Linked DNA regions of Homo sapiens: all the other regions are linked to region 5. The links are chromatin contacts, found by Hi-C or POLR2A ChIA-PET in ENCODE. All regions are on one chromosome and are shown on one strand. The core of a region is the stretch at or near the end of the contact, and the rest is flanking DNA. Distances in the headings are between cores, read along the strand shown.

Evidence for each region. A loop is a pair of places that touch in the nucleus more often than their neighbours do. ChIA-PET counts read pairs that join two places held with the same protein, here RNA polymerase II (POLR2A). Pooled maps may share reads with other maps.
Region 1: a loop to region 5 is called in a pooled map, with 7 times the contacts of the local background. The contact joins the promoter of SENP3 here to the promoter of RNF167 in region 5. A Hi-C loop is called at or near these places in 2 of 37 single-sample maps with no recorded cell type and 11 of 50 pooled maps. POLR2A ChIA-PET finds 5 or more read pairs at or near these places in 1 of 52 experiments (activated T-cell).
Region 2: a loop to region 5 is called in a map of CD8-positive, alpha-beta T cell, with 9 times the contacts of the local background. The contact joins the promoter of MNT here to the promoter of RNF167 in region 5. A Hi-C loop is called at or near these places in 6 of 168 maps with a recorded cell type or tissue (B cell, CD4-positive, alpha-beta memory T cell, CD8-positive, alpha-beta T cell and 1 more), 8 of 37 single-sample maps with no recorded cell type and 18 of 50 pooled maps.
Region 3: a loop to region 5 is called in a map of ascending aorta, with 6 times the contacts of the local background. The contact joins the promoter of BACC1 here to the promoter of RNF167 in region 5. A Hi-C loop is called at or near these places in 2 of 168 maps with a recorded cell type or tissue (ascending aorta and chondrocyte), 15 of 37 single-sample maps with no recorded cell type and 17 of 50 pooled maps.
Region 4: a map of chondrocyte shows a loop between it and region 5 (4-fold over the local background). The contact joins the promoter of ELP5 here to the promoter of RNF167 in region 5. A Hi-C loop is called at or near these places in 2 of 168 maps with a recorded cell type or tissue (chondrocyte and naive thymus-derived CD4-positive, alpha-beta T cell), 2 of 37 single-sample maps with no recorded cell type and 7 of 50 pooled maps. POLR2A ChIA-PET finds 5 or more read pairs at or near these places in 1 of 52 experiments (naive thymus-derived CD8-positive, alpha-beta T cell).

What each region holds. Positions count from the first base shown.
Region 1 is chr17:7,560,473-7,563,172 of GRCh38, reverse strand. SENP3 (SUMO specific peptidase 3) reads right to left here and starts at 1,254. Exons shown (of 11, transcript NM_015670.6): 1 at 910-1,254; 2 at 1-107. The coding sequence starts at 96. TNFSF12-TNFSF13 (TNFSF12-TNFSF13 readthrough) reads right to left here. Exons shown (of 11, transcript NM_172089.4): 10 at 2,685-2,700; 11 at 1,572-2,449. The coding sequence ends at 2,340. It overlaps TNFSF13 (TNF superfamily member 13), which reads right to left. Exons shown (of 6, transcript NM_003808.4): 5 at 2,685-2,700; 6 at 1,572-2,449. The coding sequence ends at 2,340. SENP3-EIF4A1 (SENP3-EIF4A1 readthrough (NMD candidate)) reads right to left here and starts at 1,181. Exons shown (of 22, transcript NR_037926.1): 1 at 910-1,181; 2 at 1-107. RefSeq lists enhancers at 1-484, 1,751-2,000 and a silencer at 1,111-1,190.
Region 2 is chr17:2,399,787-2,402,486 of GRCh38, reverse strand. It overlaps MNT (MAX network transcriptional repressor), which reads left to right and starts at 1,427. Exons shown (of 6, transcript NM_020310.3): 1 at 1,427-1,847. The coding sequence starts at 1,775. RefSeq lists enhancers at 1-460, 832-881, 2,172-2,700 and silencers at 182-501, 1,152-1,461, 1,652-1,731, 1,882-1,941, 2,462-2,700.
Region 3 is chr17:7,013,362-7,016,075 of GRCh38, reverse strand. BACC1 (BPTF associated chromatin complex component 1) reads right to left here and starts at 1,294. Exons shown (of 6, transcript NM_174893.4): 1 at 1,198-1,294; 2 at 920-1,014; 3 at 201-302. The coding sequence starts at 1,218. It overlaps RNASEK (ribonuclease K), which reads right to left. Exons shown (of 3, transcript NM_001004333.5): 2 at 2,334-2,410; 3 at 1,544-1,931. The coding sequence ends at 1,790. RNASEK-C17orf49 (RNASEK-C17orf49 readthrough) reads right to left here. Exons shown (of 8, transcript NR_037717.1): 2 at 2,334-2,410; 3 at 1,198-1,931; 4 at 920-1,014; 5 at 201-302. It overlaps MIR497HG (mir-497-195 cluster host gene), which reads left to right. Exons shown (of 3, transcript NR_038310.1): 3 at 62-258. RefSeq lists enhancers at 1-68, 481-981, 1,452-1,581, 1,332-1,832 and a silencer at 912-1,361.
Region 4 is chr17:7,250,907-7,253,606 of GRCh38, reverse strand. ELP5 (elongator acetyltransferase complex subunit 5) reads right to left here and starts at 1,392. Exons shown (of 8, transcript NM_203414.3): 1 at 1,011-1,392; 2 at 777-837; 3 at 609-689. The coding sequence starts at 1,056. CTDNEP1 (CTD nuclear envelope phosphatase 1) reads left to right here and starts at 1,873. Exons shown (of 8, transcript NM_001143775.2): 1 at 1,873-2,412. The coding sequence starts at 2,311. RefSeq lists silencers at 736-975, 1,746-1,955, 2,026-2,145 and enhancers at 1,006-1,225, 1,094-1,682, 1,683-2,270.
Region 5 is chr17:4,938,997-4,941,696 of GRCh38, reverse strand. It overlaps RNF167 (ring finger protein 167), which reads right to left and starts at 1,429. Exons shown (of 10, transcript NM_015528.3): 1 at 1,337-1,429; 2 at 704-1,210; 3 at 540-620. The coding sequence starts at 787. It overlaps SLC25A11 (solute carrier family 25 member 11), which reads left to right and starts at 1,651. Exons shown (of 8, transcript NM_003562.5): 1 at 1,651-1,881; 2 at 2,485-2,637. The coding sequence starts at 1,787. RefSeq lists enhancers at 522-651, 1,532-1,601, 2,318-2,700 and silencers at 985-1,179, 1,742-1,811.

The DNA.
Region 1 (2,700 bases), core at 5-2,504, 2.6 Mb before region 5:
AAGACGCTCCCGCCTGGGACTTGAGTAAGCTGGGGGTATGCCGGGTCCAGGAGGCTCAGGCCCCCAGGACCCGGTCCCTTGTATAGTCTCTTTCATCTTCCAGTACCCTGAAAAACAAAAGATCAGGGTATCAAAATCTAAGCATCACCCCACCGCAGATCCTGCCTCTCTTCCTGGCCATGCCTCCTCTGGATTCAGATGCAAATAAAGAAAAGAGGAAAAAACGCAAAACTCCTAACTTAAGATCTTCCCGGTTAACGCGGTCCACAAGGGGCCCTTCAGGGTCTGTGCCATCATCTCTCCCCAGTCCAGAGACAAGGGAAAATGGCTAAGCAGCAGGCCTCAGAGATCTTATTTCTAAGATCACCAGGCCAAACCCAATAGCACTGCCAGGTTCTACGTCTTTATTTTAATACCACCAGGGCTGTCCTTTGAGGGCCCAACAAGGGCAGTTTCTTTCCTCAGGGACATGATAACCGTGGTACTTGAGGAGAATGCAACTTGCACGTGGAAACTGGACTGGAATGGGAGACAGTTCTCTAACACCCTGGATGAACGGGGGGCATGGGAAGGCTGCGGTCATCTCAAGTGCAGATGCCAGGGATATGGTTCAGGGGGCAGAGGCTGATAAACGGGGAAGAACTTTGAAGGAAACTTAAAGAGAACCGAATCAAGACGCTGGGACAGAACGGAGCGCACAAGCCAGGCCGGCCCAGCCCCCTCCTACTTCATCCTCGGGGACCAGAATGCAACCCGGCACCAGTCCGGTCCCACGAGCTTGGATGGCTCGGCGCACACGGGCCTTAAGAAGCCCCTATGCGGGCCTCTGGGCCCCGGTTCGGTGGGAGCGAGGCCCAGGAATGGGAGAGGCCAAGGCAGGGCTGGGGGGAGGGGAGGGGGCGTCCTCACCGGGAGCGGGGAAGCCGGGCGGACGGGCCCGAAGGCGGGCGTCTCCGGCCTCAAGCTTCCCGGCTCATCTCTCCGGCGACGGCGGCGGCCCCGCCACTCCTGCTGTCTTTAGGCGCAGCCGTCTCAATTCAGGATTCCAACGCTTCTGGGCCGCGTGCCGCGCCGCCGAGCACCCCGCCGCGCCGCCTCTGGCTCTGCTTCAGCTTCAGCTTCCACCTCCACCTCCACCTCCGCCACCGCCGCCACCAGCGCCACCGCCGCCGCCGCCACTCCTCCCCCCCTCCTCCTTCCCCTCCCGCGAGCCCCGGGCCCACCGGCAGCGGTGGCGCACGATTAGTACGTCACACCCGGCGAAGAGCGCCGGCGCGGCCACCAAGCGCGCGGTCCCGTCTACCCGAGGACGCCGGCGCCACGGGACTGGCCAGCCCAGAGCGCTACGCGAGGCTGCGCCTGCGCACATCCGCCGCCCGGCCGCGCGTGGCGGCCCCGCCACTTTCCCTTTTGCGCCGCGCTCTGTCTTCTCCGCGCTCGCGGGCCTGACCCTAGCGGCATCCCCAGTACCTTGATCCGGCGGGGGGCGCGCCACAGGAGAGCCAGGAGGGCGGGAGATCCCCGTACGAGGACCGGGCTGAGGCGAGGCAGTGGGGGAAATGGAGCCGGGGTATCATTCATTCTATTTTATTTAACTTTAAGCAGGGCTTGATCAGAAAGAAGAGCTCAGAGGAGTGAGGCAACACCAACACCAGGGCGTACGATACACCCGAGGCTCCTCCGACACCAGTTCCAGCCCGGAAGGGCTTGGAATGGCCTGCCACGCCGGGGCAATGGAGCGCGTGAAAGCCAAACCTTGGGACCCGAAGAGTAATTTGACTGCGAAGGCACCGTCATCGTCGGGCACCCCCTGTAGACGGGCGCATAATAGCTACATCTCTGGAGATAGTGATGGAAACTGGGGTCCGATAGATGGAGAGAAGGACGTAGGATAAGGCTTCTTGTGGGGTGAAGAGGCAGAGGGCACCTGGAGAGAGGTGTGGCATGGAGAACCAGGGGTTTTCCCTAGCAGAGGGCGGCTTCGTGGACTTCGGCCAACCGGCGGGTGCTTCCCTCGAGCGGCCGCTAGATGGTGGTGCTGTTCTGGATGCTTCCAGTGGGCCCCGACCAGGTCTGGACAATGCCTGGCGCCCGTCCCCCGCCCCTCATCTACACACACGCAAGAATTCGGAGCTCCATGGGGAACAGAAGCAAGATATCCGTAAAATCAAAGTCTAGGGGGTGGGAATGAAAAGGGAAAAGTGAGGAACGGGGAGCCAAACCCAGGAAGACGCCTCTGTTCCTGCACATTCCCTCTCCTTTATATACTCAGCTCTTGGCTGTCTCCAGTATGTACCCACCCTGGTCTTCCAAGCTGGGAGCCACTTTTTATAACACAATCACAGTTTCACAAACCCCAGGAAGGTTCCATGTGGAGAGAGGTTAAGTTTCGCCCTTGCCCGGGGAATTATGACACTCAGAATATCCCCTTGGTGTAAATGGAAGACACCTGAGAAAAGAGAGAAAGTAGATTCGCAGTGAAGCACAGCCATCCAGATGCCCTGTTTCCCCCTGCCTTCTCCAGCTCCACCGTTCCTCTGCCTCCTGTAAGGACCCGGCATTCTGCACTTCACTCCTCAGACCCGCCTCTGTTTAGGTTTCCAACCTCCCTCCTAGCGGTAGCTCCCTGCACTGCTACCCCCGGTCAGAGACGTCCTGCTTTCGGCTGCCCACACGGCTCTCACCTGCGCTATAGCAGCT
Region 2 (2,700 bases), core at 178-2,677, 2.5 Mb after region 5:
CCTCCCTGGCATTTTTCTAATTGGGGGCCCTCCTCCAGAACTGGCTTCAGAGTCGTCCCTGGGGTCAGGGAAGAGTGCCCCCGCTTCGGGAGAGAGGAGCAGGTGGAATACGGAACGACCTTAGGCGAGTCCTTGGCCGTCACGGCCTCAGTTTCCTTATGTGTGAAGTGAGAGGATTTAAGGGCAGCCGGCCTCAAAGAGCTAACTCTCCGATTGCACCCGAGCTCCCCTAAACACTCGAGCCCGGAAGACGCGGGCGGGCGGGCGGGCGACGGGGGGTCCCTCCCTCTGGGGAGCGCGGTTCCAGCCGGCCGCAGCGGACCCCGCCCCCGCGCCCCGCCCACCGCCGGTCGCCAGGCGCGGGGAGGGCCGGGCTTCCGCCCTCCACGTTGTTGTTCCCGATTTGGGCCACGCCCCCCGGTCTGGGCTGCGGGCGCTTCGTGTTCCCCGCCCTGGCCCCGGCCCCAGAGGAAAGGGTGGCCCATGGGGTGGCACAGTCCGTATCTCCACCCACATCGAATACGCGTGGACAAAGACTGGAGTTCAGGGGAAGGAAAGATAAAGGCCTGGTTTTAAATGGAAGGTGGTGAAAAGGAATGGAGAGGCCAGGGCACGACTGCGGGATTCCCCTTACGGCATCCCACCCTGGGTTCGCCCAGTGGCCCCATCCGCACCCGCGAATGTGACCTGCAGACACTGGCCCTTTAAACCGAAGGCTGGCGGCGCGGGGTGTCCATGTGGAGCTGCTCCATGCCGTGTTGTCCTGCCCGCCCATTGGCTCGCGGCCCGGTGACGTCCCCTAATAGGATGCGAACGCACTGCGGGGGGAGGAACGGAGACAAAACGCGGAGCCGGACTGCCGCTCCGCTCCCTCCGCTGGTTCTCTTGACAGTCTCCAGTCGCCGGCAGCTCCGCCCAGGGGCGGATCCCGGGGGAATTGCGACAGCCCGGCGATTGCGGGATTTAGGTCGCGAGTGGGTGGAGCGTGGAGACCCAGGGTCAGGCCAGTCTCTGCCATTCCCAAGGTTTCCCTGACCCGGAATATCCTGGTTGGAACTCTGTTAAATCTTGAATTGTTCACCCTACCCTCCCTCCAGCAGGACAGATTTCGTCGTGAACGACCCAAACGCACCGCCCCGGCCCAACTTGTGGCTTGCAGCCGGGGCGGGGCCAGCAGGAAAGCGGAACCGCGGCGCGCACACCCCGCTCGGACCTCTCCCTCCCTGCCCGGGCCACGTGTGCGCGCGCCGGATCCGGGGGGCGGGGCCAGCAGCGCAGGACCCGCCCCTCCCTTCGCGAGACGCCGCGGCCCTGCGGGCGGGGGCTCCGGTCCGGGCTTTGGCTGTGGCCCCGGTGTAGTAGCGGGGGCGGCGGCCGGGGGCAGCGCGGCTCCTTCCCTTGTTGTGTGTGTCGGTGCCTCCTCGCCATCTTGTTGCAAAGCCCTTTCTTGTCGGCGGGACTCCCGGGGGCCGCGGGGCGGGAGGCATCGGAAGGGAGGTAGAGAGGGAGGGGAAGAAGGGAGGCAGTGCCGCCTTTTTTTTTTTTTTGCATCCCATTTTTTTAAATTTGCAATTTTATATTTTGCAAATATTTTGAGAGACATTGATTTTTCTCCCCGTGCTCCCCCGTTCTTCCCTGCGGAGTGCGCTGCGCCGCCCAGCCCTGTCGCCCCCCGGAGGTGATCCCTCCCTCCTGCCTGCCCGCCAGCCTGACCTGTGCCCGGCTCGCGGGCCGCAGCCTCGGCCCCGGCGCGCCCCCGGCAGCTCTCGGCGCGATGAGCATAGAGACGCTACTGGAGGCGGCCCGCTTCCTGGAATGGCAAGCGCAGCAACAACAGAGAGCACGTGGTGAGCGGCCGGGCTGGGCCCCTGGGGCACTGGGGAAGGGGAAGCGAGTGACCCCGGTCCCCGAACCCACGCGAAACCGCGGACAGGGCCCCCTCCCGGGCGGCCTGCGGAGCCTGGCAGCGCACGGCTCCCCGCGAGAGCCGCCGCCTGGGGAGGGGTGATGTGGGCAGTGAAATTAATTAATGAATTCATTAACATGCTGCGAGGGACCTGGCTCCTGCGGGCGCCACCCCGGCTGCGTGGCACCCCTGTGCCCCTTCTGTGGTGGGCTGCTTTTGCGTGGGCCAGCGGAGCCCTCGGTGGCACTGAGGATGTGTGAGCCGGGGGGTGGGGTGAGGAATGGTGTTGCGTGGGGGTGGCAGGCTCGCGTGTGCGTGCGTGTGTGCACGGGGGATGTGTGATGTGAGCCTCGGGAAGAGCAGATGAACGGACGTGTACACGGGCGTGTGTATAGCACACGAGTGGGCGTGTGTGTAACGGAGTGGGGGTGGGGACTACTCTACGCGGAGCAGCTCTTCGGCTTCCCTGGCCCCGTGGGGAGGGTGCGGGGGGCGCTCCCGGCAGATCTACGCGCCGCTTGGGGCGGAGGCGGCCTTTGCAGAATGAAATGACATCGCGTGTCTTATGATCCTGGCCAGCCCCGCCTGACCCCGCCTCCCAGAGCTGGGCTGGGCTGCGCGTCCGGGGTTTGGGTGAAAGCCGGGCTAATTGGGCGTTTGCGAAATGGCCCGCGGGTCGCTGGGGGTCAGCCCCCGGGCCCCCCTCGCTGCGCCCCGCTTTAGCCAGTGTGGAATGTGGCGTGTCTGCGCGTTCCAAACCCGCTCTCGCCTGGAATGTTGCGTGTGCCTGCGTT
Region 3 (2,714 bases), core at 45-2,544, 2.1 Mb before region 5:
GGAAGGATTACCACAGCATTTTAGGAACTTCTGACCAACTGTGACAATTCTATTCTTTCAGTCCTCAAGGGGATTCTAAAAAACTAGTGACAAAGTAGGGAAGCAGCTGAGCTGGAAAGGAGTTCTGAGGACGATGGAACCTTGGGTAAGGAGGAAGAAGGCTGCCCACCCGCCCTTTTCTGGCAGCCACCCTCCCTCACACTGTCCGTTCCTTGATGACACAGCTGATGTGATTAAGATCGTCCCCAAATCGCTTCACAGCAGCCCTCAGCATCTCTATTTCCGTCTCCGTCCACTTCGCACTGTCAGAAGGGGAGAGGGGGGATAGCAAAAATGGGAGGGGGGGTGTGGAGCCCGCCCACAGGCTATGCATCCCACAGCCAACCAGCCGCCTCCTTCCGATTTCTGGGACCCCTTCCACGGATGCATAAAGAGGTCCTCCGTAAGGGGAGGCGGAAAGCTCTTGAGGCCCTGCGGGAACCGGGAGGACCCCAATCACAAGAAATCACAACCACCTCCACCTTAGACACCCCTTTCCACCATCAACGTTAAACGGCTGCTGTACACAGCACACTGAAACCAACTCGCCAGGAAGGGCTTTTCAAAACAGACCCACCAACACAGCCTGCAGCCGTCTGGGGGAATTCCATGAACTGGGGTGGTTGGGAGTGGCGGTGGTTTGTGGTCGACCCGTTCGCAGCAGGGAGAACTGTGAAACAGGAGTCTGGGCTATGGGCCTGTCTGTATTTTTATCTGTCATTCATTCCCTCACCCAACGATCATTTATTAACACCGACTCTGTGCTGTGCCACGCACAAAGGGAAACTAATGTCTGTCCCTGTGCTAGAGAGGGTCCGTGTCTGTGACCGAGTCCAAGCGCCCGCTCTCAGCGTCCACGTCCCAGTCCGGGCTCACGTACCCCGCAGGAGAAGAGTCGGCCACGGGATGCAGCTGCATCGTCAGCTCCCCGAGCTTCGTGAAGGCGGCGCCGGCCGCCGAGAAGATCTCTCCGACCTGGGGGCGGGGCAGCGTCACGGGGGGCCGGCGCCCGCCCTCCCCGTCCCGCCCGGAGCCCCTAGCCCCACCCCAGGCTCGGCTCCCGCCCGCCCCCCGCCCGGGGCGGAAGAGCCGCGAGCCAAGTGGGGGGCCCGCCCTCCCGTGGCCGCCAGGGAGCGCTGTCCGCGAGGGAGGTCGAACCTTTGTGGACGCTGACGTCATGGCCCCGCGCGCCTCCTCACGGAGACGCCGCCGCCGCCGCTACACGCGAGCCGGGACCACGGAGAGCAGGGAGACTGAGCGGCTCGGGCCCCCGCGCAGGAAGTCCCGCCCTCCCCGCAGCGGATAGGCTCAACCCGGCGGCTCCCCGCCCCATCAGACGCAGTCGCTTAGACCGCTCGGCGCGCCCAGTCGATGGGGAAAGCCTTCGCCTCACTTCCGCGCCACACTTCGCTCCACTTCCGCTCAGACATCGGGACTTTCCAGGCAGAGGCCGACCTCTAGTCTCAGCCCCGTGCTCGCCCCCACTCAAGCACAGACACAGGGCTGAAGAGAGCAGATTCTCTTTATTGAGATACGGGACACAGCGAAGGGTGGAGAAACGGAACAGCCCCCCAGCCTCAGCCCTCTCCACGGGGGCCGGATGCCAGAGATGGGAGAAGGGATTCAGTCTCTCGCCCGGGAAACCCAGTCCCGCAGAGGGCGCCGGCAAGGGTGGGACGCGACCTGGGTGACACGGTGCAGGGAGTCTTTAAATAGAGGAGGGGCTGGAGCGGGGAAACGCGCCGGGGCCCTAGCGCACCATGTATTCCTTGCGCTTATTGAGCCGAACTTGGCAGAAAGAGAAGCCTCCGAGGAGGAGGTAAAGGCCTGCAGCGATGAAACAGTTGTAGCTGACTTGCTCGTAAAGGTTGTATATGTTCTGGGGGCCATTCCTGGGGGTGGGAATGAAGCAAAGGGGTCAAACTTTAATAGGAGCCAACATTTTCTGAGCACTATGTGCCCGACACCTGTTTAGGCGCTGTTACGTGTATTACTTTATTCAATCTTCTTGACCATCCTATGGGGTGAGATCTGTCATAGCCATTTTGCAGAGGTGGACTGAGAAGCACAGAAAAGTAAAATACCTAAAGAGGTCACACCTAAGGTGGTGGGTTTGGGATGGCCGCTGAGGTCTGACTCCCTGGCTCCTAACCACATTCTCAAGAAAGCCGCTCTCCTCTCCAAGTCCTCTAACCTAGGGGCCCTAAGCACCGGGCCTCCCAGACGTAATTCTGACCCTAGGCCTCGCCACCTCCCACCTGCTCCCAGCCCGCCTCCCCCACCCGAATACTTACTCAAAATCTTTCTCCGTGAAGGGAACGTCCTCAATCAACACAGCGGAATGGACATTGAAAAATATTCCGAGCATTATCTGGAAAAGGGGAATGGGTAGACTGTTGAATTCAGGCACCTGACCTCATGTTCACTTCGTAAACCCCTCCCATTTCCAATGTTGCTACAACACCCGAGCCTGAGATTAACCAAAACGAGGTGGTGGTTACTGGATTCGGACTCAGCCACCTGGAACAGGGCGTGAGGTGGTGACATTGAGACAAGTGGTCGAGGCAAGGGTGGGAATAGTGACCAAGCCATCTCTCCCAGGAACCCAGATTATCGTCCTCTCTGGAGGCGTCATCATCACGGGACAGTGCGGAAGAGGGGAGGGAGAACCGGCA
Region 4 (2,700 bases), core at 143-2,642, 2.3 Mb before region 5:
TGCCGGGACTAGGAAGTAGAAAGCATCCTACTAATGGTTCTTAATGTCTCCTGATCAGGCATGCCGCTGGGTTTAGGAACTTCCTTATCTCAATACTTTCTTCTCCCCCATATTAGTCAATAAATCCTGGAAATTCTACCCACTAAAGTCCTTTACATGTGTTCTAAACTTTCCATCTCTACTGCCACTGCCTTAAACCAGGCCTCTATCACTTCCTACCATTATTCCCTAAAATTCATTAGGTCAGGAACAGGTCTCACTCACTGCCGTCTCCAGTATCTTGCACAGCACCTGGTTGATAGTTGGTGCTCGGTACATATGTACCTTAAAGAGTGAAGCCGGATTAACGGATTACTGCAATACCCTTCCCACATGTTCTCCCTATTTCCAGGCTATTTCTCTCTCGACTTCTATGATCTTTGCTTTGGACTCCCCAAATACTCATCACTCCTCTTATTAATTCTTGCCTCCTGAAAGATCCATATCCAATTCTTCAATGAATATTTAAGGAACTGCTACTACATACCAGGTTCTGCGCTTGTTGTAAAGAAATTTCCTTAGCATTATAGGTCTCAAATTTAATCAAATCTCTTCCAACTGGTACTTACCGATTGTTGATATCAGAGTCAAAACCTTCACGAAACTCTTCCTCGCTCACTTCACAGCCCAGGATATGCACTTGCTCCCCACTAAGGCAGAGATGAGAAGGGATTGTCAAAGAGTGGGCACAGGTGCCCTATCCAGGGTAGGCCGGGGAGACACTGTGGGATACTCACCACAGTGCAGATTTCTTGACAAGCGCCTTCAAGAGACTGCGCCCCTCCCACTCCACGGAATCTGCAGAGCGAGGGACGGATAAAGGGTATGAGAGCGCTGGGATTACCGCCTTCGCGAACCCGTCGCGATTTCCACACCTAGCCTGTGACCCCTGGCCCTTCCTGCCCACTTCCGTCCCCTCAGCCAGGCCCGAACCGCACCCCCCGCCCCGCCACCGTGCCTCTGGCTCTCACCCCGAAGCAGCACCAGGCCGCCCAAGGCCAACAGCGAGTCCAACATCTCCAACTCGCGTCCGGTCCCTGCTCTGGCGCCCTCTGATGGCGTCATGACCCAGTGTCCTTCCTCCTCGGGGTGAAACGGGCCGAGCACTCGGGCGTCCTCCCACCATTAAGACCTAACATAGTCTGGAATGAGAGGTGATTATGTTCAATATTCCCAGGGGGGCGCTCACGCGGAGGGCGCCCCTCCCCGAGCCCTGGCGCACAGTCGTACGGACAACGACCCCGTCTACATTTTCACTGTGACCGGGGCGGGAAGAGCAGTTGGGGCAGTTGTCAGTGGGAGGGGGAGGAGGACCCACAAGCCCCCCGCGAGGGCCCTAAGCGCGGGCCAAGTGACGTCACTCTCCCCGCCCACGCAGTTTGAGGCGGGGCCTGCTTCGCCTCAGGCCCCGCCCCGCGGCCACCTTCTGCGCGTGCGCAATACTGCAGCCTCGCTTGGAGTGCTTTTGGCTTTCCTTATACCTACCCGCCATAGACCGCGCAGGAGGAACTTAGTCCCGGTGAAGCGAATACACGTCACCACCGGAAGTAGTGTCAAAGGGGAAGAGGAGGGGGAAAGACAGGAAGAGGGAGTCCTTTGGACGGTAAAATGGCGCCTGTCAGAGTGGGAAACCCAGCTGCAGAGGCTGCAGCCCCGGTCCCCAGCGGCTAAAGGACCCCCGAGCTCGGGGAGGGGGAGGCCGCTCCGGCCCAGCGCTCTGCGCCCTCCGGCTCCCCCTCCCCCTCCTTCCCTGCTCCTTCGCTCTGCAGGCCCGTTCTCCGCTGCCGCGGCCCTTTGCGCGCCGCTGCCCCCGCCCTCCCCGTTCCTGCGAGCAGCCCCCTAGCGCGCCTGCGCAGCGGGCCACTCTCTGCTTTCCCCCCCTCCCCTTCCCTTTTCCCTTCCTCCCTTTTCCCTAGCCCCCTCCCCCACTGCCCCCTCCCCCAATTATCCTTCCCCTTCCCTCCAGGTCTCGGAGGACCCCATCCTAGCCCTACCTGTCTCGGCCCGCAACCTCCCCGAAGCCGTCGGTGCCACTCCCAGCCCATGTGGGCCCCCGCGGGCTGCCCACGCCTGTCCCCCAGCTCCCCGTTCCGCTGGGCTTTACCCTCGCCAGGGGTGGCTTTCTGAGCCGCCCGCTCCGTGCCCCTCTCTGCAGCCTCTCCTGCCACTCGGGGCCCCCGTTCCCCCTCCCGGCGGCGGGGGGCTGCCCCCGGGGGGCTGGCGGAGCTGGGCCGCGGGGGCCCCGGGGCCGGCGGTGCCGGGGTCATCGGGATGATGCGGACGCAGTGTCTGCTGGGGCTGCGCACGTTCGTGGCCTTCGCCGCCAAGCTCTGGAGCTTCTTCATTTACCTTCTGCGGAGGCAGATCCGCACGGTGAGCCAGGGTGGGCGCTGGCGGTGTTGGGGACGTCTGGCGGTGTTGGGGACATCTGTCCGTGGTGCTCAGGGGTTTTCGGAGTGTCGGGCCTCTGTTTGGGCCTAGGAAGGGAATCCTGGCTGGGGCTTTTCTCGCCAGAGAATTGGGCACCCTAAGCGGGGCGAGGTGGGAGACCCTTGTAATAGAACCTTGCCCTTGGGGGTTTTGATGGGGCTAGATGGGACAGGATTTGGCAACTCTTGGGGGCTAAGGTGGTGGGTGGGGCGCTCTTTAAGAAAGCTGGAG
Region 5 (2,700 bases), core at 180-2,679:
TGAGCCACCGCGCCCGGCCTCTTCAATTTTCTAATTACCCATCTCACAAACAACTCGACTGCTACTAAGGCCCAACTGAGTTCTTGCTATGTGGCAGTCTTTGGGATGAAATACTACCAAAATTGCGTATCTACTTTGATCTTCACAATAACCCTAGGAAAACTTCTAATATCCCATTTTACAGTAAAACAAACTAAGGCTCAGAGAGATTAACTTGCCCAAAGTCATATAAGCAATAACTAGCACCTGAGACCTTCCTGATAAGGACCGTTGATCCTGCCTTCTGTCTTCGTCCACTTTCAGTCTCCCTGATAACCTCGGAGTTCCAGGGGTGGACACTCTGTCTTCTCCCTCTAGATTCTGGGTTCTACACTAGACGTGCTCAGTTCCTAACTTCATTTTCCTACCTCCAGTTTCACCCAGGACAAACCTCCCCAACCCCAGCCTAGGATGGAGGATCTTGCGAAATACTAAAAAAAGAAAAAAGACAGAAAAGGAAGGAAGGGAGGGAAGGAGGAAAAGAAAAGAAAGAAAATCACCTGGAGGCCCTCCTGGCTCAAGGTAGCCCCAAACAGAGCTGGAAGGTCTGCAAAGTCCATGCTGGCATTGTGGTCCGAGGTCTGCGGACAAAAAAGGCGATGTTCCCCTTCAGCCTGCAACCCTTCCTTTCAGCGCCCTTTCCCCATCCGTCCCTCAGACTCACCGCTCGAATGAGCCCCCGGGTCGGGGCCGCTCCCCACAGCACAGCGGCCACAACCACAGGAAGCGGGAAGGCTGCAGGGTGCATGGCAGCGGGAGGAAAGAGGCTGAGGAGGCCGCGCGTCCTGGTAGCAAGGAGCAGAAGCGGAGTTCTGCGCCCTCCCTGCCCCTCCTTTAGGATCCCAGGGGTCCAACCACCCCCAGGTCCCACTTCCCAGCTACATGGGGGCGCCGGGGAAGGAACACCAACTCAAAGAATGAGATATCCAACCCGTTTAGTGGAGCTGGGTGGGAGGCACTAAATGTATCCTTTTCTGGTACGGGGATAAAACGCGGAAAGGGGACGGAGCCTAACACAGGTGACAGAAAAACTTCGGGAAGGGTGGCGGAGCTCAAGGAGGTGGGACTTCCTGCTAGGTGGGCCGTGTTCCCAGCCTCTGGAAAAGGGCTTCCGGTAGAGAAAATCAGGCCGCTTTCAGCATTGGATGCTTGAGATGAAGGACTTCCGGTCCTAAAAGGCCGGTTAAAAAAAGGTTAGCGATGGAGGGACTGCCTGTGGAGATGGAAGGGGCACTGGTGGCCCAGAAGACGACCTAATAAAAGTGCCCGGAAACCCGGAGCCTCCTAGTTTACAAACCTCTCCTCCCTCTGGCCTCCGCCGCTCCTTCAAATCTCGCGAGAGTGCTCACCACCTCTCCCGTCCCCTCGCAGCTGAATAGTTGCTGTGTCTATCGCGAGAGCGCTCCAACTTGGCGAGCCGTACTCACTCGATCTCGCGAGACCTTCAAACAAACTCTTCTCTATTTTCCCGCGATTCTAATTCGGTGAAAACAGCGCCTTTCCTCTGGTTTCCAAATCAGTTACGCCCCTTCTCGCACGCTTCCATCAAGCTCCTCCTTCAGCTCCGCCTTACTCCCGGCCGCCTTTGCGCTGCGCGCCTGCGCCCGCGCCGGCTTCCAGCGGGTGTCGGACCTGAGAGCTGGAGGGGCGTGCGCGCGCCCTCGCTCTGTTGCGCGCGCGGTGTCACCTTGGGCGCGAGCGGGGCCGCGCGCGCACGGGACCCGGAGCCGAGGGCCATTGAGTGGCGATGGCGGCGACGGCGAGTGCCGGGGCCGGCGGGATAGACGGGAAGCCCCGTACCTCCCCTAAGTCCGTCAAGTTCCTGTTTGGGGGCCTGGCCGGGTAAGCTCAGGCCCCAGGGATGGGAAAAGAGGAGGAAGGGAAGGGCAAAAGGAACCGGGCCCGGTTCATCTCTGGGTCTGTTGCAGTGAACTGTGCCGGCACGGGGTCAGCGCGATCTCCAGCGTATTGCGAGTTCCCCGATGGGCTGCTAGGGCCCCATTGCAGGACCCTTATGGACTGCATGCAGGGTCGTTGCACAACCCCCGCCGGGCCAGCTGAGTTTCCCAGCGCATTGCTAAGCTCGGCCGGGCGGCAGGGGGTTCCAGGCCATTAAATGGCTCCTGCAGGACTACCTGGAGTCCTAAATCTTGGATGCCCCTTCCTCCCCTCCCTGTGTCGGACTGCGTGCAGCCCCAGGTCACTGCTTGACTGTCATGAAGCTGCTTGGAGCACTTTCATTGCATGGCCCCTACTGGACAACTAGACTTTTCAGACCCGTTGCACTTGGTGTACATATAGACTCTTATACACATGCTCACCAGCATCCTGATTCTTGAATCGCATGGCAGGCCCTGACCTTTGTAACCTCTTGCTGCCAGGCTCCAGTGGGCACTGGTAGATCTGGAATGCCTGGCCCTTCACTCCACCTCTGTCTTCCCCCAGGATGGGAGCTACAGTTTTTGTCCAGCCCCTGGACCTGGTGAAGAACCGGATGCAGTTGAGCGGGGAAGGGGCCAAGACTCGAGAGTACAAAACCAGCTTCCATGCCCTCACCAGTATCCTGAAGGCAGAAGGCCTGAGGGGCATTTACACTGGGTATTGGGGCCTCAGGATGGAGGGTAGACTGTGGGTTGGCAGCTCTAGACCTTGGCCTGATAT